3 separate regions of the Homo sapiens genome follow, and all the other regions are linked to region 2. Evidence: chromatin loops called from intact Hi-C (ENCODE). Cell type or tissue: OCI-LY7. All regions are shown on one strand.

Region 1 (8,000 bases), 520 kb before region 2:
GGAAGCATCAGTTTCTCTGAGTGCGAAGTCAGGAGATTGAGACCATCCTGGCTAACACGGTGAAATCCCGTCTCTACTAAAAAGACAGAAAAAAATTAGCCAAGTGTGGTGGCGGGTGCCTGTAGTCACAGCTACTCGGGAGGCTGAGGCGGGAGAATGGTGTGAATCCAGGAGGCGGAGCTTACAGTGAGCCTGGATCGTGCCACTGCACTCCAGCCTGGGCGACAGAGAGAGACTCGGTCTCAAAAAAAAAAAAAAATTTCTCAGAGTGATAGGCATGTGAAATACACAAACAGTTTGAAAAGTATAGGTAGAAAGGACATATTATGAAAATAATGCTGTGTTATGGACCAAATTTATCAAATGATATCTTTGTTTTTGCCAAATAAGAAATTATGAAAATATGATTACATTAAACAATTTTAAAATGCAACTACTTAGGAACACACTTGTGTAAATATGGAGACCTATGGAATGCAATTTATAGCCAGTGTACTGCAGTTGATTTTGAAACTGACATACGGAATTTGGCAATACATAGAACAGATTATGTAATTGACTTAATGTGAATAGTTGGCATTTACAATGTATTTAGCTTTTTGCTTGATCTGTTCTTTAAAATTAACTTCAGTGAGGCCCAGTGTCCTGGTAGCAGAGTGATTCAAAGAAAGAAAGATTACTATTAAATTAAGTCTTGCTTTTTTGAAAAATGAGAAATTCTGAATTGAAGTCAGCAATTTCAAAATATACTTAAGGCAATTATGAGGGAAGGTTATATTGGCTTGAAAAGATACTTCAAAATGTAAATGTCAGTTCTAATATTGCCTTAGCTAAATATTAGATATCCTTGATGGCTTTCTTATTGCAATAATTATCTTCCCACTAACCCAAATGCAAGAATGAAGATTATAATGGGATATTTCAATAGATCCAGAGGAGGTTAAATTTGGATAGGCCAAATGCAAAACTGACACCATTACAGTCCAATAGGACTGAATGTATTAACTGTTAAGTGTACTTGGAGTGAGTCTGACTAGCTCATGTTGAACCAAAAGGTTTATGCAGTAAAAATGGCATTGTGGCACATCAGAAGGCACAGTTGTAGATTAAATAACACTCATCAGCCATTTAGAAATGGCAAGTGTTGAGGAGAGCTGTCCGGGCGCGGTGGCTCACACCTGTAATCCCAGCACTTTGGGAGGTTGAGGTGGGTAGATCACTGGAAGCCAGGAGTTGGCCTGGCCAATATAGTGAAATCCCATCTCTACTAAAAATACAAAAAATTAGCCAGTGGTGATGGTGCATGCCTGTGGTCCCTGCTACTTGGGAGACTGAGGCACGAAAATGCCTCAGACCTGTGAGGTGGAGGCTGTAGTGAGCTGAGATTATGCCACGACACTCCGGCCTGAGCCTGGGCGACAGCAAGACTCTGCCAAAAAAAAAAAAAAAAAAAAAGAAGTGTAGAAAACTATTTTACTAATATATTTATCCCTATAGAAGCAGACATTTTATTTAAAAGGTACATTGCTGATGAGGGGTGGGGGACAGTTAAATAAATGAAAAAGCCCACTACCGTGAGGTTTTATTAAATGTCTAAGTTACCTTCCACGTGGAGAAAATAGCTTTCAGACGCACCAGGATCTCACACTTGCATGATTGTTAATGATGTCAGGCAAAACTAGTCAAAACCAACTAGGAAACAATATGGAACTGGCCAGTCTAATTTTTTTTTTTTTTTTTTTTTGAGATGGGGTCTAACTCTGTCACCAAGCTGGAGTGCGGTGGCCCAATCTTGGCTCACTGCAACCTCTGCCTCCCAGGTTCAAGCGATTCTCCTGCCTCACCCTCCCAAATAGCTGGGATTACAGGCACACCTGTAATAGTAGAGACCACCACACCTAGCTAATTTTTGTATTTTTAGTAGGGACGGGGTTTCACCATGTTGGCCAGACTGGTCTCGAAATCCTGACCTCAACTGATCCACCCACCTTGGCCTCCCAAAGTGCTGGGATCACTGGCATGAGCCCCCACGCCCTGCCGACCACTATTGATGTTTGTAGATCCAGTGAAGTTCAGAATTACAGCACATCTTTGGTCTTTTAATTTTTGTAAGTAAAGATATTATATAAAACATCTTCATCCTTCAACTTCATTCTCATCTTGGTTCTAATTTTGAAGGGAGGGTTCCCTGAGGGTTCTTATCTCCCTCAGGGAAGGGAGGTAGATCATTTCTTTCAAGATAGCCTATCTCTGCTGACCTTAAGTCATAGGAGTTCTTTAATTCTTAGAGACCTCTGCCTTCTCAGAGGCCAGTACCACCTCTAAAGTGTCGTGGCCCCTTGGTCTACACTGCAGCACCCCTCATCTGGGAAGTGCTGTTATCTCCAGTAAGCCCCACTGTATTCTTTATACATCTCTGGCCAGCCACATATAGAAATTTCCAGGCTGTCAACTTTTTCAGTGTGACTTGGTTCCAGCATCTTGTATACAGATCTTCGAGACCTAAAAAGAAAATCTTTTTTTTCTGCGTTGATGTATTTTTCTCCCTAGATGATGTTTGTCTTTTTCTTTTTCTTCTTTTTTTTTTTTTTTGTGACAGAGTCTCGCTCTGTCGCCCAGGCTGGAGTGCAGTGACACCATCTCGGTTCACTGCAACCTCCGCCTCCAGAGTTCAAGTAGTTCTCCGTCTCAGCCTCCTGAGTAGCTGGGATTACAGGCGGCCACCACCACGCCTGGCTAATTTTTTTTTTTTTTTTTTTTTTTTTTTTTTAGTATTTTTAGTAGAGATGAGGTTTCACTGTCTTGGCTAGGCTGGTCTTGAACTCCTGACCTTGTGACCTGCCCACCTCAGCCTCCCAAAGTGCTGAGATTACAGGCATGAGCCACCGAGCCTGGTCAGATGATGTTTGTCTTAATAAAGATGTCATTCATTCTTTGAGCAGTTCCAGTTACAGAGCTGGTCCTAATGATATACCCCATGAGCTTAACAGCCCTGGAACCCCTACCTGTCTTATCTGATAAGGGCAAAACTGTGATGAGAAAGAGGGTGGAAGAGAGGGCTTCCCTTGTATGCTTTTGTTCTTTTTTGTTTCATTAAAGATATTTCTTGGATAAACAGTTTTTCTCAATTGCTGTTCTAACAGTCTGGAAAATATAGGTCATGGTTTTGTGACTCTCTACTCTTACTATGTTAGAGATATGATAAAGCATCCATGTTGAGGGAAAATATGTGTTTCTGTTTAAAACCGTGGTTTCCCCATCTTGAAGGTGTTATAGTACTGCCTTTGTAAGTACTGGTGAGTACTTACAAAGTACTTACTGGTGAGGGGCTGGGTTTTTGCTCAGTTAAAAATCTGAAAGTAGCCAAGTGAACCTGGCATCAGGAAAGGGAGGGAACCTCTGTGGTTGTATTTTGTAACTGCAGTAAAAAAGCCAATGCGCATGATTAATCCTCCTAAGTCTTATTTGGGCCTAATGAGGAAAGGAGGAAGAGGGAAACCAGTTTGCATTATGTGGGAAGATAAAGATTTCTTCAATGGTTTGGTATTCTGAAGAGTTAGCTGAGGCCGGGAGGCACTGGGCTTTGTCTCCTCAGTGTTTCGGCCCTCTCCTTTCATATTGGTTTTCCTTTTTTAATTAAAAAATTAGTGCATTTCCTCTGCGGGTACCAGGCTCAGAAGCCTGCCATGCAAGTGGCTGAGCGAAAACCCCTCTTTGAGTGAGGAATCCCCAGCACAGAATGAGAGGGTCTTCATCTTGCAGCAGTGGCAAGGGTGAGAGTGAAAAGGCACCCTGCATTCTGTACCTGAAAAGAAATGCATTTAGAGGCTGGGCGTGGTGGCTCGTGCCTGTAATGTCAGCAATTTGGGAGGCTGAAGCGGGTGGATCATGAGGTTAGGAGTTCGAGACAAGCCTGGCAACATGGTGAAACCCTGCCTCTACTAAAAACACAAAAATTAGCCAGGCGTGGTGGTGCGTGTCTGTAATCCCAGCTACTCGGGAGGCTGAGGCAGGAGAATGGCTTGAACCCAGGAGGTGGAGGTTACAGTGAGCCGAGATTGTGCCACTGCACTCCAGCCTGGGCGACAGAGCAATACTCTTGTCTTGAAGAAAAAAAAAAAGAGAAATGCACTTAGATTTCAAATTTAGTTTGGAAAGAGAAATTATAATTGAATCACCTAATTCCCAGGCTTGTAAATGTTGTGTCCTTCAAAGCTTGAAAGCAAAATAACCACATAAATATTTGGGAGTGGTTCATACAAGTAAACGTCAAATACTTGAGACATTTTGGTTGCTTGGAAGCAAGGTCAAAGGAAATGGTTTGCATATGGTTTAGCTAGAAGCTCTTATTTTGGCAGATTCTTGAGGTAGTAACGGTCACAATGTGGATTTTATTGTTCTATTTTGACATGAAAAAGGTTTTTTCTCTTCTCTAACCTTCAGGATAGAGTTGCATAAGTAACATCAAGATAGGCATGTTCAGTCACCATAATTTTGTATCAGAGATGATGTGCCTTCATGAGCTGTGAGGTTTAATTTGCAGAATCATCAGTTTGGGCCGGCACGGTGGCTCACGCCTGTAATCCCAGTACTTTGGGAGGCCTAGGCGGGTGGATAACCTGAGGTTAGGAGTTCGATACCAGCCTGGGCCACATGGCGAAACCTCGTGTTTACTAAAAATGCAAAAATTAGCCAGGCGTGTTGGCGGACCCTGGGGAGCCAGAGGTTGCAGTGAGCGGAGATCTTGCCGCTACACTCCAGCCTGGGCGACAGAGACTCCAACTCAAAAAAAAAAAAAAAAAAGAATCACCAGTTTGTTACACCAGTAGGTTTCAGCCTGCCATCATTCATACTATACTGTGATTTGAATACAGGAGAAAGTGGGCTCTCTTGAATTACAGTTACCTCATCTGTTTGCAGCAGAACTCTCTCTCTGCAGGGCTACCTCCTAAACGGGGAGTGGGGAGGGAGGAGAGGGGAACTTGCAAAACTTGTAAATATCGATTGGGGTTGTTTGTGTACTTGGCACCAAGCTGGTTGCATTGGAAACTTTTCTCTCTGGATGGGTAGGTATGTAGGCCATCATGAAATTTACATGTGGTGAATGGGAAAGCTTCCTGTGGATCATCCTACCCTGAGAGTTCTTCAATCTGTATGACTGAATTGGTCTCTCCCCTTCAACCTTTTAGGATTTAATTTTCTCTTCAGTGGCCCATTATGACATTTACATACGTTGAATTTGAAAGATTCCCATACTCCCAGTCTCTTCTGTTACCGGTGTGCCTGGAGCAGTTTGTTGAATTTGTGAAATTTTGAGATAGAATGAATTTTGTAGGACCTGAATTTATTTATAATCTTATATTTATATTATAAATATGATGTATATTTAGATGTATATTTATGTTATAAATATAATGTATATTTAGATGTATATTTGTATGTCATGTATTTGTATTAACATGAAGTCTTTCTGATGATGATAAAACACTATTTTTAAACATTTAGCAGTTGATGACTACATTTTAGAGGTCATCAAAATGTTTTATTTTTTCCTCTCTTGAAGTTATTTGGTATAATTAAAAAAATTCATACTAAGGAAATTTATCAGGGTTAAAGATTCCTGTAATTAGGCATGTTTTGATGTTATTGATATCCTCTTTTCTGGTTTTGGAGTGGATACTTTCCCTGCTGTGACCTCTGTGCTCTGTAGTGGTTCTCCTAGGGAATTATATTCCAGTAATTCTGGGTATTTCTTTAAGGTGCTTTGTATTTCTTGAAGTGCCATTTTGATACTTTCAGTGTTCTGAACTGTACCTAGAACGTACTTTTTATAAAAAGGAAGCAGAGTCCATCCAGGCAGAGAGAGTACTGTGTGCCTGTAGTCTTGTCTATTCGCAAGGCTGAGGCCAGAGGATCCCTTGAGCCCAGGAGTTCAAGTCCAGGCTGGGCAACACACTGGGACCATGTTTCTTAAAAAAAAACAAAAACAAAAAACAAAAAACAAAAAACCAAAAAAACTAGGCAGTGCGTGGTGGCTCACACCTGTAACCCCAGCACTTTGGGAGGCTGAGGTTGGCGGATCACTTGAAGTCAGCAGATCACTTGAGGTTAGGAGTTTGAGATCAGCCTGGCTAACGTGGTGAAACCCAGTCTCTACTAAAAATACACAAATTAGCTGGGCATGGTGGTGCATGCCTGTAGTCCCAGCTACTCGGGAGGCTGAGGCAGGACAATTGCTTGAATCCAGGAGGCAGAGGTTGCAGTGAGCCAAGATTGCGCCACTGCACTCCAGCCTGGGTAACAGAGTGAGACTCCATCTCAAAAAACAACAACAATTAACAACAACAAAAACCAAAGCTAAACAAGAGCAGAATCCAGATTATTAAAATAACAATTTAAAAAGCATGATTGTCACAGGCTTCAATAATTACCTGCCTGCTCTTGAGTGTTTAGGTTGGTCTTGGAATCGGCCTGTCCCTGTGCTTGAGGAGTGGACCCTCAGGGTGTCACTGCCCTTCTTTGTGATCTCTTTTTAGCCTACTGTCCTTCCTTTGGTGCCTAACTCAGAAATAAACATTCTTAATCTGTTCAGCTTAATTGAGATTCAAACCTCTTAAAAAGTAGTTTTGTCAAGAGGCGTGTGAACCAGAGCAACTCCATTTTGAATAGGAGCTGGGTAAAATGAGGCTGAGACCTACTGGGCTGCATTCCCAGACGGTTAAGGCATTCTAACTCACTGGATGAGATAGTTGGTCAGCACAAGATACAGGTCATAAAGACCTTGCTGGTAAAACAGGTTGCAGTAAAGAAGCCAGCTAAAACCCACCAAAACAAAGATGGCCACGAGAGTGACCTCTGGTTGTTCTCACTGCCACACTCCCACAAGCCCCATGACAGTTTACAAGTGCTGTGGCAAAGTCAGGAAGTTACTCTATATATATAGTCTAAAAAGGGGAGGCATGAATAATCCACCCCTCGTTTAGCATATCATCAAGAAATAGCCATAAAAATGGGCAATCAGCAGCCCTTGGGCTGCTTTGTCTACGGAGTAGCCATTCTTTTATTACTTTACTTTCCTAATAAACTTGCTTTCACTTTACTCTAGGGACTCGTCCAGAATTCTTCCTTGTGGGAGATCCAAGAACTGTCATTTGAGGTCTGGATTGGGACCCCTTTCCTGTAATAGTTTGAATGTTAAAGTTTGTGCCATTGCATTCTTTGGTGTGATTGCTTTATTCTGAACTAGAGGTGAAGAATGTGGGGAATGTGGAATAAAATGAAGGGAATATATCAGTACAGATGGAGCTCATAATTTATGGTGAATTTCTCATTCCTCACAATTGGAGGGTATATGTTTGAAGTGAGTCAATTTCTGAATTTATTACCTAATTTGATTGTATGCCTTATACATTATATTTTTAAGAAAAAAATTAAAATAATTATTGTGCTCTGTGATCTCATTGAACGATGTAAATGATCTTGGGTCATGTAAAATGCTGAACATATAGGAGGACCCTACTTAATAATTTCCTTTGCGATGAAAATAGGGACACATTTTAATCAAAGACAAACTGTTGATGGTTATGTTTCTTAGACTAACCATGACTTCCGCCTGTGTTTATGGCAAGAAGGGAAAAGGAAAACACTTTCATCCACAGAAGTCATCAATTCTGTCATGATTGACAACTTGGGGGCCTCCAATTAAGCCTCATTTATACTCCCCACCCCCCATTTTTTTAGAGAATTGATTTTAAAGGGTATTGGGAGGAAGAAGTAATTAAGTCAGAGAGATAAAATGAGAACTTAAAACACTTCAGATTGTAGAGTAATGCATCAGAGGGATTCTTTTCAAGACAGAATTGTCTGTGATCCTTAACTGTGTGAATACACTCCTTGGATTTGAAATGAAGACAACCCCTTTCCACTTAGTCATGTGCCCTATGAGGCTTGTTTCTGTGTGGCTTGCTGAGACTCACTTAAAATGACATTGACTTTTATTA
Region 2 (8,000 bases):
AGCCCTATGAGGTAGAAACTATCCTCCTCAATTATATGGGGGAAAATCAAGAATAAGAAAGTAACTACCTAAAGTACATGCAACTAAAGGGTGACTGGTTTGGGGTTTGAAGCCAGGTCTTTTGGACTCTAGAGTCCTGCAGTCTTGACCACTGTGCGTTCTGCCTCACCTCCAGCGTAGTCTGTGTTTGAGGGCTTTTTCCTGTTGAATGAGCGTCTTCTCTGTACTCCTCTGATGCAAGTCAAAGCCACAACCATGGGCCAGTGCTGGATTTCAGAGAAATGTGATGTAGGTGTTTATGGCAATGCTGGTAATAACCATGACTCATCTTCCAAGACAGACCTACTATGTGGGGTAGAGGAGAAGAGTGGTTTAGAGTCAGAGACCTGAGTTAGAATATTGTCTGTATGACTTAATGAGTAGTATGACCTTTCTTAGTTTCTTAATTTGGAAAATAGTGAACATAATATCTCCTTTATAGCTTATTGTGAAGGTTATGTGTATAGTACCTGGCATAGATAGCACCTGCTACAGGATATTTTTATTATTTATTATTATTTTTTCCAAGGGAGTCAGATAAAGTTCTATGGGAAGGAACAGCATGAGTTTGAGTTCCTAACTGAAAAGACACAGATGTTTTTGAGAACTACAACATGGATGGAACTTGAAAACATTATGCCAATGAAAGAAGCCAAAGGCCACATATTGAATGATTCTATTTATATGAAATGTCCAGAATAGGCAAATCTATACCAACAGAAAGTAGTTTAGTGATTGCCCAGGACTGGGAGGTTGAGGGGAAATGAGGAGTGACCACTAATAGGGACAGAATTTCTTTTGGGGGCAAGAAAAATGTTCTAATATTGATTGTGGTAATGATTGTACAACTCTGTGAACATATTTAAAATTGTTGAATCATAGACTGAAGTGAGTGAATTGTAAGGCACTATAATTATATCTCAATTAAAAAGTATTAAAAATAAGTTTCTGGTATATGTTTAGTTAAAATAAATGGATAAATACCATGCTTATATTGAATACATTTCCCTGAAAAGACATATCCTATCTCTTTCTTAGCCAAGGCACTGAGAAGAAAGTTTCAAAAAATGGATATTAATTTTTTTTTTTTTTTTTTACAAAAAAGCGAAAGGCAAAACAAACTCAGGAAGAGAAGCCAGATGGAAAAAAATAGAAAGCCCGGAATGAGATTGCCTATAAGTCTGCCCTTACCCTGACTCATGCTCAGCAGGGCATGCATTTAAGCTGTTTGTTACAAGGGTGATGGATCTGCTGTGACTCATCCACACTGTCTTGTAGGGACTACATGTGACAAAATGGCCTCCAGGAAAAAACACTTTGACCTTGCCCCATGGGCCACACAGATGTGTGCACATTTGTGAGCCAAGGAAGTGGAGGACAACTTGTTGTTTGTGGAATCAAACCAGGGTGTCTGAATCCCAATTAACTGACCTATCCAAGTCCAGCTCGAGGTATTTAATCCTCAGCAGGTATAATACCTGCCAAAATATGAGAAGATGCAGAAGTTACTTGGTCATAAACATATTGTTTCTTGTCTTTGAAAAAAGAAAATAAACTATAAAAGCACCTGGCTCATGTGAGGACCTTACTGGATGTTTGTGGAATCTGTTGTTGTTGGAATGAATCCAGCCATGGAAGATCTTGTCTCCATGACTTTTACGTAATTAGTGAATTCAGCGGAAAAAAAGGAGTTGAACTTCTTTTATGACATAGAAATAATTTTTATTTTTGTAGTCCTTACAGTTCATAGAGTGCTTCTACGCCAATGGCTCCTTTAATTTTTGAACAACACTATGGAGACATGGAATGCTAGAGAGCAGACTCAGAGCAGGTGAGTGGTTTTCAAGGCCACATGGTCAGGGCAGGAACTAGATCCAAGTCCAGTTATTTTCCCAGGACATGTGAGCTGAAATTACTTGCCCTAGTTGATGAACTCAGTTTTTCAACTTTGCAAGGGATTACACAGATGCGCCCTAGCATCAAAGAGTATTGTTGGTAAAAACATTACATATGACAATGATAGGGGATGGCCAACCTAGCCACTACTTCTTGAAGCCAAATGAGTGTGAAAGCCTAAGAGTAGAGAATTCGCCTCCTATGGGGAAAGGAGCTTAACAAAGGGGTTAGGAGTGCAGGTTTGGAACCAAATTCTGACTCCACTACAGTTTCATCACCTGTAAATTAGGGGTAATATCACTACTATATAAGATTATTGTAAGGATTGAGTGTGCTGCTGTGTGCTAGTGTTTAGCACAGTGCCTGGCACAGAGTATGTGCTCATTAAAAGCTATTTTTTATTGCCCATTTCTTTCTCCTACTTCTCTTTATTTCATTCACTCATTATCATCCTCTTTACTGTCATTTGCTTGAGAACATGCAGGGTCATCTCATAACAACTGTAAATTTACATCACTTGTGAGGAGGCATAACCACAGGATTCCATATCTACAGAATCAGGGTAATCTGACTTTAGGAAGGAATGATGAGCTCCCCTTAGCTTCCTTAATATTTGAGAGCTGAGGCCAGTGTGGTTATGCTTGTTCTCCAAATGTTATTCACCCATCAATTCAATTCTCCATATTTTTTTCTATCATTTGTTAAGCTCCAACCATGCTTCGAATTTAAAGCCAAGGCAGTTCTACCAGTGAAGACTGGATCATCTGCTGAGCTGGAGAGAGCTGGTGGCTCTTTCAGGGCCAGGTCACAGAAGCACAGGTCAGAAATTGAGGCAGGAGAATAGGGCCTGGAGGCAGGGAACCTAAAGCTGATTCACTCTGACTTTCTAGAACTAAATCAAAAGGAAAACCCTAACTATCCACACCCAAGTAACAAAAGGACCAGAGGCTACTCCCTTTGCAACGCTCCCCTTTTCTGTGTGGCAGAAATTGAAAGTACCTCTGATTGGTCCCCTCCCACAACCAATCAGGCTGGTCGCAGGCCAAGTCTTCATTTACATAGGAGTATAACTTTGTAACTTCATTTCAGCTTCTGATTGGTTGCTTCCTGCAACTAATCAGATGCTTGATAGGGCGTAACGTTGTAACTTTGCTTCAGCCTCTGATTGGTCCTCTCCTGCAACCAATCAAACTGGTAGTGGGCCACTACTTCATTTACATAGGGTATATACCAAGTAACCAATGGGAAACCACTAGAAGGTATTTAATCCCCTGAAAATTCTGTGACTGTGATCTCAGCTGCTTGCTCGGCCCGCTCCCACCCTGTGGAGTGTACTTTCGTTTTCAATAAATCTCTGCTTTTGTTGTTTCATTCTTTTTTTGCTTTGTTTGAGCATTTTGTCCAATTCTTTGTTCAGGATGCCAATAACCTGGGCACCCTCCACTGGCAACAAAATGACCAAAATAATTTACAGCTGGGCTTGGGGATGGACCATCTAAAGAGCACATGGCACCAGAGGGCCAGGTGGTGAAATAAGAAACAGGATTGTTGTTAGTGTGAGTCACAAAGGTAGAGCTGTGGTCAGAACCAGAAGGCATAGCCATGGCCTTGCATCCCCATAGGCCAGAGGAGGTTTGCCCTTATCTGTTTGCCCTCTTGTCAGAGGTCCAAATGGGGCAGCAAGTACAGGTAGGGATATGGTGAGGGTGGATGTCACAGCTCAAGACCTCAGTCATGGAGGCTAAGGCAACAGGCACCTCAGTGTTGCAATCTAAGCTCTTAGACACAGGCCAGTGCAGAATCTGGGATAGGTGAGTGGTTCACTCTGCTCCCCACCACACACTGGGGAATGGTTGTGCCCTGTGTCGGGGGCATCACACCTCTAACCTCCAGGCAGGCCCAAGCCAGCAGATGCAGGTGGTTGCTTCTTTTCCAGGCAAACACTGTCATTCAGAGACTGGGGCTTACAGCAGAGGACCCTAAAGGAAATCATACTAGCTTTCAAATGCCCTAATTTATTATCGACCTGCCTAAGAAATGAGAGGTAAATGTAAACCAATACAAGGTTCAAGTTGAAAATCTTTTGATTTCTAAACTACAAGAGTTACTGACCCATTAATCAACTCTGTTGATCAGCAAAGGCTCTTTGACCCCAGGAACCAATCACCACAGCTGCAGGTAATCTCTGTGTGGCCAAACATCCATCCTCTTATCTTCTGCTAAATCTTTTGGTGGTGTGCACCTGTGCAATGAGGTAAACTACATTCTTTGCAATTTGTCCAGCTTAAACCAGTTCTTGCTGTAGGTGAATGTTGATTAAAAATCTACCTTGCATGAATTGTTAATGGTGTGCTATTGGGGAGAGTGGAAAATACTCTGAAACGCATCTCTGTGAAGAGATGAATTAAGTAAGCAGCATAATGAAAAGAGCATTGAGTTAGGATTCAGAGACCTTAATTCCAGTCTTGGCTCTATTAACTAGACTATAATCTGGATTGGCCTCAGTGTTATTGACTGTTAAATAGGGATCGTACTTTCACTGTCACAATGATCTGATGAGATAATGCAGGTAGAAGGATTTTGGAAACCAAAAAGTACTTAATTCTTTCATTCAAAAGTATTTGCTAATAGCAGCATGTTTGCTAACTAAACGTAGCAGGCCAGGAGAGGGCAAACAAAGAGGATGAACAGAGCTGGCATCATCTGGGACTCCATGCCAACTAGAGGATGAAGCTGGGCCTCAACTTTTATGAGAGAAGGAAGCATAGTGGGGAGGCCTAGAGAGAGGAGCAGGGTCTGGAGCCTGGGAGATAAACTGAGGCGGGAAGGAAGAGGCAGCTGCCTCAGGTTCAACAGGCAAAGATTATATCCAGGAAGCCAGACTGCAGGGACCAGAAACTACAGCCAGGAGCCTGAAAACAGAAGATGAGAGGTTCAGGAAGGGGGACCTGGGAAGAAATGGCCAGTAACCCCAGCTGCTATTCTGCATCAACAATCAGCAGTCTGAATGGAGAACAAGCACTTTCAAAGTTTCTTCCCCTTTCCAGACCAGTTGAACAAATGGCCACAAAAGCAAGCTCTAAGAAGCATGAAATGAAATAGTAGTTCTCAAACTTGAGTGCACATCAGGAACTCCTGAAGGGCTTCTGAAGACACAGGTGGCTGGGCCCCACCTCCAAGGTGTCTGATTCTGGAGGTCTGAGGTGGAGCCCTCCTCTGGAGTATTTGCATGTCTAATAAGTCCCCAGGTGCTGCTCATCTGTAGGGCCTGGGGAAGACACTTAGAGAACCCAACAAATTGCATCAGTGACTGTGAATTCCTAACCCAGGAGAGAAAAGGTAAGCAGAGGGAGCATGTGAGGAGCACCCTGGCTCCCTTCCTTCAACCTGCCTTCTGCAGCTCTTCTCACCTGGTTCCAGTGCAGGCTCAGACCCACCCAAGGAAGGGTCCCAGGCCAAGAGCCCTGGTATGGATTGCACTGCTGCTGCCTTCTCCATCTCACCTTGATTTGGGGCATGGGCAGATTAACTCTTCACCAGAACACCTGGTGCCCTTTCTGCTTTGCCTCGAAAGACACAGGTTTAGAACTTCCACTTACGGACACAAAGTTTGGGGGTATTTTTTTTTGTTTGGAATATTGCAAGTGGGAAGATCGTGGGCTGTGCCATGTTAAATCTCTTCTCTGATGCTTTGTCTGCCTGCCTTCTAGAGTTCCATGTTCTCGCTTTCTATGATTCTTCTGCAGTAATGGTGCAACTTAAACTGGGGGATGTTGGGGTCAGTTTAATATCCATTCTGGCAAACTTTGCATAGTTTTAGCAGTGTGAGAGATCATGCATGTAACTTCTTCCTTCCCCACCCCTCACTTCCTGTCCCCACCCTAAGAATACACCCAGAGGCTTACATTCTTCATTCATTATTTTCTAAATGCTTTGGTGGTGAAGAGAAAAAGACTAAGTAGAATAAAAGAAGTGAACTGCTACTGAGGCCCAGAGGAGGGAGTGGGGATGGGCATGACTGGGACATAGAAGTTTCTCTAAACTGGTATTTCCAAACTTTGGCTACTCATTAGACTCACCTGGGAGCTTTTTATAACCACTGATGCTGAGGACATGGAATTCTGATTTAGTTGATCTGGGGCCGGGGCCTTTGCATTGGAAAATTTGAATCTCCCTGGGGGATTCTAATGTGCAGCCAAGCCTGAGGGATTCTGTTTGCAACCAATTTTATTAACAACACCTGGCTGCTGAGCACAGCTGCATTTTTGTTCAACTCCCTTTTAACAACCACAAGCCACCTATAGAGTAAAAGTCCATGCTGCAAACCTCTAAATTTAGACAGGTAAGAACCGAAACCTCCTCTAGATATCTTGAGACTAAGTGGGATGGCTCATGCCTCTAATCCTAGCACCGCAGGAGGCCAAGGTGGGCAGATCGCTTGAGCTCAGGAGTTTGAGACCAGCCTGGGCAGTATGGCGACGTCCCATCTCTACAAAAAATACAAAAATTAGCCAAGCGTGATGGCATGTGTCTGTGGTCCCAGCTACTTGGGGGGCTGAGGCAGGAGAATTGCTTGAACCTGGGAGGTCAAAGCTGCAGTGAGCGGTGATAGCACTACTGCACTACTCCAGTCTGGGTGACAAAGTGAGACACTGTCTCAAAAAAAAAAAAAAAAAAAAAAAAAAAAAAAAAAAAAAGGACTAAATGGGAAAGATTTTAAAAAATGCAAGTTCAGAGAGAGCAGCAACAAAATCCCAGGCTGGGGAAAAAAAGAGACTGAGACCAATTCAGGGACATGAGCCAAAGAAGGTGTCAGAGCCAAGAAAGCAAACTTCCAGGATCAGGGATGAATAAAGCTTGATTCTAAAGCCAGTTGTGTATGTCCCGTGTTCTGGGCCAGTCCTGGGTGGGTGAGACTCAATTCACCTGGGGTGTTCACAGCCAGGATATAAAATATGGGAAGCTAGAAGGGTCTTCAAAGGAAGGAGATAAAAAGTAAAGAGTGCGGAGAAAATAATTTGTTTTCTATGATATTCCATAACCAGTTCCACTGTGTTTTATTCACCAAATCAAATATTTTTGATGTTTTATAGATACAGCCTGAGACTATGGGACTCCAAGCACAAACATTCTCTTAGAGCAGTAATTCTCAGACTGTAATAGCGCAAATGAATTCCCTGGGGATCCTGTTGAAAAACAGGTTGATTCTAATTCCATAGACCTGGGGTGGGGCCTGAAGGGCTTGAGATTCTGCATCTCTCACAGTCCCCGCAAGTGATGCTGGTCTGAGTAGCAAAGACACAGAGGACAGAGATGGTGTCTATTTACAGTGCATCGAAGGACACCTTGAAGAAACCTGTCTAGTTGTTATTGACATGTTGGTTGACACCTGTGTTTCCTCATTACTCAGCTAACTGAAGGGGGTCTATGGTTTTTGAGGAAAGTCCCATTTCTTGAGAAAAGTAACTTTCTGAAGACGTTAAGTACTGGAACATACCTATTTCATGTCACCCCCTCAGACACTCCCTCTCTTTCCCCACATCTTTCCCCTATAAAACCCTGATATTCTAATGACTGAAACTAGACTTGCATTGACCTAGTGAGGCAAGAAGCACAAATAAGTAACCTGTTACCTGGGAGCACAACAGCAATTCTTTCATAAATGAATGTCAATGAGGGATAATTTTCTTCTGTAGCAGAATCTCTACACCTGACAGTATTCTTAATATACTTTAATTAAGAGGTTAATCTGTTGTAGAAATTGCTTTTCTCTGAAGCCACCTGAAATCAATTTAAACTCAATTACAAGTGGTTAGCTATTGTTTATGTGGTTAAAGATTAGAGAATACATTTTTGCCTGTCAGGAGCCATCAGAGCAAATTTTGAATGTCACGATCAAAGGAGAGTCTGAATAGTTGAGTGCTCTTTAATGGGCATAGAGAAACCATTAGAAAATGTAATCAGTCATATTTGATGACTTGACCTTGGGACTCAGCTAGAAAAAGGTCTAATCATGTCTATCCCATAAGTGACACCAGGATGGCTCTGCTGAAATTAATTGATCA
Region 3 (8,000 bases), 350 kb before region 2:
GTCCCCCTGCTCCCCATTACTCATCACTTTACTGTTTTGGTTTTGTGTTCAGGACACTTATTACCATCAAACACTCTCTTACTTACTGATTTGTCTGCTGTCACCTCCCCATGCTAAAGGGTTAATCTCCAGGAGGGCAGGGACTGTGTCAGCCTCACGGCAGGAGCTCAGTCAGTGCTGCCTGCAGTGAGCAACACACTGGCATCTACACAAGTCTCTGCCCCCTCTTCCTCTCTGTCATTCGCCTGTATATGCCAAACAGCTGCTGAAAAGCCAGAAGAGGAGTTCAAGGACACTCACACAATCTTTGAAAAGACATGGGTTTTATTTCCTCTCCTTACCACCATGGCAGTGCGAGGGGCAGCGTTTCTGCTCTGCGCACCTCCATGGAGGCACGCACACAACCTTGCTGTGGTCAGCACACCCTCATCCTCACTCCGCTAGTGAGAAGACCCAAAGCTCTGCAGGGCTCGGGAGCACAGGTGTGTAGGCAGGATCCGTGCCGCGGCTCTTGCTAGCTCTGCTGCGAAGTGGTCCCACGAGGACAGTCATTCATTCATCATAGGGAGACTAGGAAAGGCTTGCAGCTTGGTTCTCCCATCTGCCTGGGTGCTCAGTGCTTACTGGCAGGGCCGCTGCGGCCTGGGCGTGTGGCTTTCTTGCCTGACTGCACATGCGTCTGCCAGTGGCTCTCGAGCACCCATAGAGAGCTTCCTTGTCCAGGCTTCTTGCCAGGACCCAGGGCTGGGGACAAATGTGCAAATGACAGGGACCAGCTCTGTAAGGAAGCAACAACTGCCCACATCTCCATCTGCTTCACCTGATGCTCGCCATCGTCTCTGGGTAATCCTGCCCCAACTATGCTGGCTACGGTTGCAGATAAATGTTTCCCATCTCACATGGATTGAGAGCTTGCTGTGTACCACCGATTCTGTGTTTTATGTTCCCTTACGGTTTAATCCTTGCAAACAATCCTATGAAGACAGCCTTTCAAACCTCGTTTTTAGAGTGCAGGAACTGAATGAAACTCAGAGAAATTAAGTGGCCCACATCTAGTAAGTGGCAGTCCAGGAGTCAGCTGGAAGTCTTCCAAACCCAAACTCATATTCTCATATTCTCATAGTCCATGACCTGGACCCACAGTGACCATCTGTCCCAAGTTGCCCAGGATGTGGGAATTTTACTGCTAAAACTAGAAGAGTCCCAGACAACCTAGGATGGTTGGTGGCTTCACCTGTGCAGGTGAGGAGGTGATCATAGTCGGTCCAGTTGAGTTTAGGCCTAATCTAGGTTTCTGATAAAAGGAAAATATATCCTTTTTCTTCCCCATTTCCTTCTTTGGCCTTTTGCTAGTCAGCTTTTAAGATGCATGTGTTCATCTTTTGTCATTGTTCCTAAATGACACGTATTATTAAACACCAATATTTGAAGTTTGGTAGGAGCTGGCCCTTGACTCCAAGCTTGTTTGGGTTGGGACATTACTTTTTAATGATAGGTAGGTGACATGGTTTGGCTCTCTGTCTCCACCCAAATCATGTGAAATTGTAATTCCCACTGTTGGGGGAGGGGCCTGGTGGGAGGTGATAGGATCATGGTGGGAGATATCCCCCTTGCTGTTCTTGTGACAGTGAGTTCTCATGAGATCTGGTATTTTAAAAGCATGTAGCACTCCCCCCTTCTCTCGCTCCCTCCTGCTGCCATGTGAAGACGTGCCTGCTTCTCCTTTGCCTGTCACCAGGATTGTAAGTTTCCTAAGGCCTCCCCAGCCACGCCTCCTGTACAGCCTGTGGACCTGTGAGCCAATTAAACCTCTTTTCTTTCTAAATTACCCAGTCTCAGGTTGTTCTTTATAGCAGTGTGAGAAGGGACAAAAAAGTAGGAGTTTTGGGTTTACTTTATATTCACCTTCTTCCATTTTTAAGTTGTGCCTTTGTTGTCCTTCATGAGATAATTTAGCAAGTCTTGGTCAACTTGGAAGTGATTCTACACAGGTTGTGCAGATTGTGGGGTCAATGTTCACAGCAGGACAGCCTGAGGAGGAGCCTATGGGGAGCCTTGTCTGAGGGTGGACCTGCTGAGGCTGGTGGAAAGCCGGTGTCCTCCTTTCCTGGGGATGAGGGACCAACTCCAGGGCTCCCTGATGTCCGCTTTGATGACTTCACATACAACGTGTGGCTCTAGTGACTCCACAACCACTAAGCCGTTTCACCAACAATGCCCAGACGGACCATTCTTAGCCATTCCCCCCTACTGTCTCTTGTCTCTGTTTCTCCCTCTTCTCTTACCTCCCACAAAATAGCCTTTGCCATCTTAGTTTCTCCCGAGGCTAATTTCACCGAACTTTTTGCTGGCCAGTGAGAATTAACTTCAGTTAATCAGTTAAAGAGATTATTCAGCTAAAAGGTAAACAGGGGAGGGTATTTCTAGTTAATTAGTGAGAAAGAAGTTAAAAAGTTTAAAGGACTCCTTGATTTGTAGTATGTTGTAACTGGGGAGCTGGAATCGGTGTTACTTCTGTAGGTGCTGACACAAAATCAGTGGGGGTGAGGCCGAGGTACCTGGATTGTCAGTGGCCTCCCACACCGCCCTGTGATTCTGATGCACCCCAAAGTCTGAGAACTGTTGCCCTGACCCAATTACTCCCACAGCCCCAGAGCACGGCAGGGGTCCTTGTACAGGGCCCTAGTTCCCTTGCAATCTCTTTGCCTTTTAGTTTTAAAACTAGCTATTCATCGCTGGTTAGTTAACTGTTATGCATTTCTACAGGACTGCATTGTTAGGAGCCTCGACTTGGCTTCTCCACAACCACATTCAACATTGGCCTTCCAAACCCACTCCACTCCTGTGCTGTCTATTGCAGGCCTGTGCCCTCACCATGCGCCCGGTCCGGTCTGGAAACCCGAGTCTCTGTGTTTCCGTCCCCTCTGGCTTGGTCCTCAAGCCTCTGCATCTTCCCTGGGTCATTCAAGTCTTCCAGGTGATGCCTATATTGTTAGTCTCTACAGTCTGGCCTTACAGCATCGTCAGAGCTGCCCTAAGGCCCAGGTGGAGTTGTGGGTCCTCTCTCCGCTGCCTCCCTGAGTTCTGACTCTTGGTGTGTTCAGGGACTTCCTGCCTCCGCACCTCCCACCCCATGCTTTGGCCACAGCACAGACTCTTCTGATTCCGTAGCTATGCTTCTGCTTTTCCCTCCACCTGGCTGCTCTGGTCATAGAAATTCTACCCCTCACTTAAGAACACCCCCAGAAGTCACCTCTGTGAAGCCTTCTTTGGTTCTTCTAAAATAAGTGAGTTGCTCCATCCTCTGTGTCTGCCAGCACTTTCTCTGCTCCTCTGGACTTCATTGGTCGGGGGTGGGGGGTGCTACTGTTGGTCTTGCAGCCACCCTGGATTGTGACCTCGCAGAGGTCAAGGGCTGTGCTGACGCCCCCCATGTCTGCGTGTTGACAGCAGACTTACTGGGGACACGCTGTAGAGCTCCGATGATGGCTGTTGGCCGAATGGATGAATGGCTTCATTAACTTCACTGCAACACGCAGGAGTCCTTGATCTCCCCCCTTGAAAGGTATTGGGGGTTTCCCTAGACACTGCCACTTCAAAGCCATACAGAAAAAATTAGAGCTAAAAGAGGCAACATTGTTTATTTCTCAAGAAGATGCTTTGGTGTTCCTTCCTGCAGCTGTGAGAGGCCTCCTGTTTGACCTTGACGTTTCCCTGTCAGGCTACACAGCGGTTAAAGGCAGGGCCCCGGAGGGTGTGCCACGGTGCCCAGAGAGGGAGGGGTAGTGGGCGCTGCCCTCCAGACTGCGTCCCCAGTCTGGGAGAAAGGGGCACTCGTCCTGACTGGATTGCCCAGACGGGCACCCCTTTCCTAACTTGCCTGCCCAGAAAGACATGTGTAATTCCTCCACCCGGAGGGAATGATTTCTGCTAACTCACAGAGAGGCTTTGACTTGTCACTCTGCCTTCTAGAAGTGACCACATGTTTTTTTTGCTCTCGGCAAGGGGGTGCCCTTGGCTGCTCTCCGGTGTGGGAGTCTTCCCCTTAATCCTTGCTCCTGGACGTTTGCATTTTCACAACGACCCTTTGTGGCAGGTGGGTCCCTGCCTTCTTCAGATGACCTTGAATAACACTGTCCTCTGCACTTCTGGCCGCCACGGAAGAGGCATGACTGCTGTGAGTCTGGGGCCTTGGAACCATTTTAGACCAAGGCAGGAAAAATAAACAGATGGGCGAGGTAGGTGGCTGCCCTTGAATTCTCACTCTCATTATGCACCCATTACTGGTGGCCAGTTGAGTAAGCATTTAGGACTTGGCTTTGCCATTTGTCAGCTGATTAAACAATAGAGCTTTACTGAGCAGCTCCCATGGGCTCGTGTCACTATACCTATTTTACAGAGGGAGAAACTGAGTTTCAACAAAGAAATTGCACCGAACCCAGAACTAAACAGGACCGGGCTGCCAGAGGGTGCTTTTCTGTGCTGAATCATGGGACCTTCTTGCTGACCAGAGCAGAGAAGAAAAGTCTCCTGTGGTCGGTGGAGTTTTTACTTTTTGGATTTTCTCCCCTATGACTGATCTCAGTCCTTGCCTGGCCACTCCTGCCTGTCCTACAAACACCGAAAACCACTGTCCTTTTCTCAGCCGTCATTTAGCAGTCGGGAAGCGTGTGTCCTGACGTATGGGCTGCAGTCAAGGCGGGGGCCCTGACAAACAGGATTCATTCACCAGGCCCTGGCCTGCCAGCTCCCTCACGGGCGTCACATGGGGCCGAATGAAAAGAGCAGGGGGTGCCCGCCAGGGAGGCCTATCCAGGGGCTTTCTTCCCCGCGGCGCCGTTCCCTGGGCCTGCCAAGTCCCACGAGCCAGCACACTGGAGAAGCGTTTTCAAAGCGAGGCCTTTGCCCTCCTTGACAGGCTCCTCAAAGCCTGCCTCGCTCTGGCAGTGCCTGGGAGATCCTGTGAAAGGCGCTTTTTGTTCACCCTCCTCATTGGGGACATCTTTGGGGAGCCACTGCTTGAGAAGCACAGTGTGAGCTGGAGGACACTTGAGGCAGGGCCACTTCGGTGGGCAGCGGGAGGAGCAGAGTCCGGGGAGCCGGGCAGGCAGGGAAGGCGCTGGAAAACGCGGAGACTGCTCCTGGGAAGCGTACATTTCATAACTGAGAAACACTGCCCAGAAGTTTCTTTTAGAAGTGGGAGGCAAAGAGCGCTTAACCTTTATTTTTATTTTTATTTCTTTAGTTGCACGGCTGTGTTTGGTGTACAAATAACACCTGGGGTCTGTGGTGATGGGTCCTTAGGAATAGAGAGAAAGAGAAATGGCCTTGGAATTTAGTGGCCTGAAGACATAGTTTAAAAATTCATTTCCGGACCTCAACCTACGGCCTTTGACAGAAAGATGGGTTTGTTGTCTGCTGTGAAATAAAAGCCATCTGAGGCTTGTGGGAGCATGATGAGCACCAGAGTCCGGCTTAGAAATCACGCTGATGGCCCAGAAAACTCAGCCAACCACAGATACCATTGCTGCTTCTAGAAGCCCAGGACACTGGCACTGTGAGGCAATGCTGGAGATTCGTCCTATCCCTGGTCTCTTGCAAACATTTTAAATTGAAACCTTTAATAGTCAGCATGAGAGCACTCGGATTCAATTATATTCATCTCTGAAGATGTCCTGATATCGCCTACTTGTTTATAAAAATTAATCATAAAATATTGAACTAGTGGAGGGTTTGTATGTTTTCTATAAAGTCTAAAAAATGAATTCCATTTGGATCCAGTGAAAGGTGAATTAACGAATTATTCCCTCAGTAGGACAAGAATGTTGAAGAAAAAAACTGAATGATTTTTCTTTTGAACAATTCTTAGCCAATACAAACAAAAAAAATCAACAAACGAAAGCAAGCCAAACAACCAAACACCTCTCCAGTATTGCGTTTAGACCAGTTTGTACAAAGTTGGTACTGGTTTTATGACCTAACTTTTTCCCCCACTGTTTAAATAGATTTGGACATTATCTTTCAAATATGCCATTTCCAAGGAAGGTCTGAGTGGGCTTGCTTTTGCAGTGCATTTACAAAGCAAGCTATCGAACTGGCTCACAAGCCAAACAGAGGCCCCTGAAAAGACAATATCCCTTCCTTCCTGAGGCAGATATTTCAGGATTGGGGAAGCAGAGTTTCCTGTGTTCTCACAAGGGGCTGAGATAAAGAAACCCAGGGCAGTTTTGGAAAGAATTCAGCCTGCCACAAGCACGAGGCTGTTGTTTTTGTGTGCAGGGCCCCATTTCACAATGAGAGGCCTGCCTGGCCAGAGTGACCGTGGGGACAGGACGTGATGTGGACAGGGCTTTGGAGCTGGAAGAGTCCTCTCAAAGTGTGATGTTGAGAAGCAGTGATGCAGAGGACTCCCTGGAATGGTCAGCACTTCTCTCCCTCGTCCCACCTCTTGCGCCAACCCACCCACCATCCTCACCTTTGATTATCCACACACGTGTGTCTTACTGCTCCTCTTCCGTACCATGAGAGCGTCAGAAATCTTAGTGCCCTCTGCGAATGTTTATTTAGTTTCCATTATGTTTTCCCCTTGTTTCTATGATCAACAAAAGGCAAAACAGAGAAGTAGGTATTCGCCTTCAATGTATTTCCCCATCTGTCATCCGATTTCCTTTTTTATGTTTTCTCCACCCCCAGCCTATTTACTGTCCTGCATCCTGTAGGAGCCTCTACTGCAATGAATGAAAGTAATCTGACAGCCTGGGCAACATGTGAAAACCCGTCTCTACCAAAAAATACAAAAAATTAGCAGGGCATGGTGGCACGCGCCTGTAGTCCCAGCTACTCAGGAAGCTGAGCTGGGGGGATCCCTTGAACCCGGCAGGGAGGCAGAGGCTGCAGTGAGCTGAGATGGCACCACTGCACTCCAGCCTGGGCGACAGAGTGAGACTCTGTCTCAAAAAAAAAAGTAACTTGAGTATTTAATTCATGCAGAGATATTGATGTACGATAACTGTAGCCTCTAGCCAGAGTTTTATTGCATTTAAAAGAAGTCCATGAAAGAAAAAAAAATTTTACCAAATGTAAAAGTAATAACAATAATGATAATAATACAGCCATAAGGAAGAAAAAAAATTCAACAACATAATAACAAGTGTCTGTTGATAGGGATTAAGGCGTAGGTGGAAAGGAAATGGGAGGAAATAGAAAATCATTAATTTTCTCACCTTTTGTATTTGGGAGATAATAGATACTATTTGATTTCTGATTAATTGATAATAGAAAATTAAGCATCTTATTTAAAATCGAGGAGGTAACCACTATTAGGACTAAAATTCAGATTACACAGAAAACAGAGGAAACAATAAATAAAAGAAATTATTTAAGATGATAGAATTGTGACAAATGTATTATAATAATAAATGTAATGAGATCAACTCATTTATTAAAATAAATAAACTCACAAAAATGGGTAAAAAAATCTAAATACAACATTGTACTGTCTTTAAAAAAGTAACTGAAGCCAAGTGACTCAGAATCGGAGATAGTGCTTCAACTCCCAGAAATATCCCTCTAACAGTGGAATTCCAGGCACTGTGGCATTTGGGAGGGGTAGATATTTTTGGACTAAGCTTTCCTAGCCTCTAAAATCAGACCATATGGTTGCCAGCTCATAAGACCAACCCTGTGTGCCTCAGTGTTTGTTCTAGATTGCTGAGCTTCCAAAGGGCAGGGGCTGTGCCTGCTTTGTTTAATTCCAGGCATTTCAGAGAAGTTCCATGTGCAGACACGTGTTTTGGTGTGGAAGAGTTAGAGAAGGGCAGGATTAGGGACATTTGTGCTTCCCAGTCCGTTAGGTGGAGTGTCTCTGGTAGAGAAGCCTCTCAGGAAGTTATGGTGGCTACTCAGGGCCTCGAGTGTGCTGTTTGATGTCTCCAAGCATTTGCATTCAATGGATCAGCACTTGATTTATCAGGGTTCACCTATGGGTTATGGTTTCTGAG

The links. A loop is a pair of places that touch in the nucleus more often than their neighbours do. Peaks named below come from ENCODE experiments on the same cell type or tissue, not always from the same donor. Only the 100,000 strongest peaks of a DNase experiment are listed, where the experiment ranks them.
Region 1: a loop joins it to region 2, with 4 times the contacts of the local background. A loop is called at or near these places in 5 of 110 quality-filtered maps.
Region 3: it touches region 2 in a loop (9-fold over the local background); 2 of 110 quality-filtered maps call a loop at or near these places.

Annotation. Positions count from the first base shown.
Region 1 is chr13:40,649,093-40,657,092 of GRCh38, reverse strand. The region is part of intron 1 of FOXO1 (forkhead box O1); the gene reads left to right. Among named protein-coding and RNA genes, the nearest start is that of FOXO1, 14 kb to the left of the region's middle. RefSeq lists enhancers at 4,336-4,856, 4,857-5,378. In OCI-LY7, a CTCF peak has its summit at 4,609; DNase peaks (open chromatin) are centred at 3,362, 4,332, 4,712, 6,882 and 2 weaker places; H3K4me3 peaks cover 5,168 bases; H3K27ac peaks cover 7,517 bases.
Region 2 is chr13:40,124,735-40,132,734 of GRCh38, reverse strand. The region is part of intron 1 of LOC124903162; the gene reads left to right. Among named protein-coding and RNA genes, the nearest start is that of LINC00332, 53 kb to the left of the region's middle. In OCI-LY7, CTCF peaks have their summits at 4,724 and 4,936; DNase peaks (open chromatin) are centred at 5,004, 5,804, 6,204, 7,234 and 1 weaker place; H3K4me3 peaks cover 4,507 bases; H3K27ac peaks cover 5,246 bases.
Region 3 is chr13:40,476,474-40,484,473 of GRCh38, reverse strand. It overlaps LINC00598 (long intergenic non-protein coding RNA 598), which reads left to right and starts at 3,470. Exons shown (of 7, transcript NR_024507.3): 1 at 3,470-3,565. In OCI-LY7, no CTCF peak of the experiment used is centred here; DNase peaks (open chromatin) are centred at 623, 3,143, 3,623, 5,483 and 4 weaker places; H3K4me3 peaks cover 6,816 bases; H3K27ac peaks cover 6,686 bases.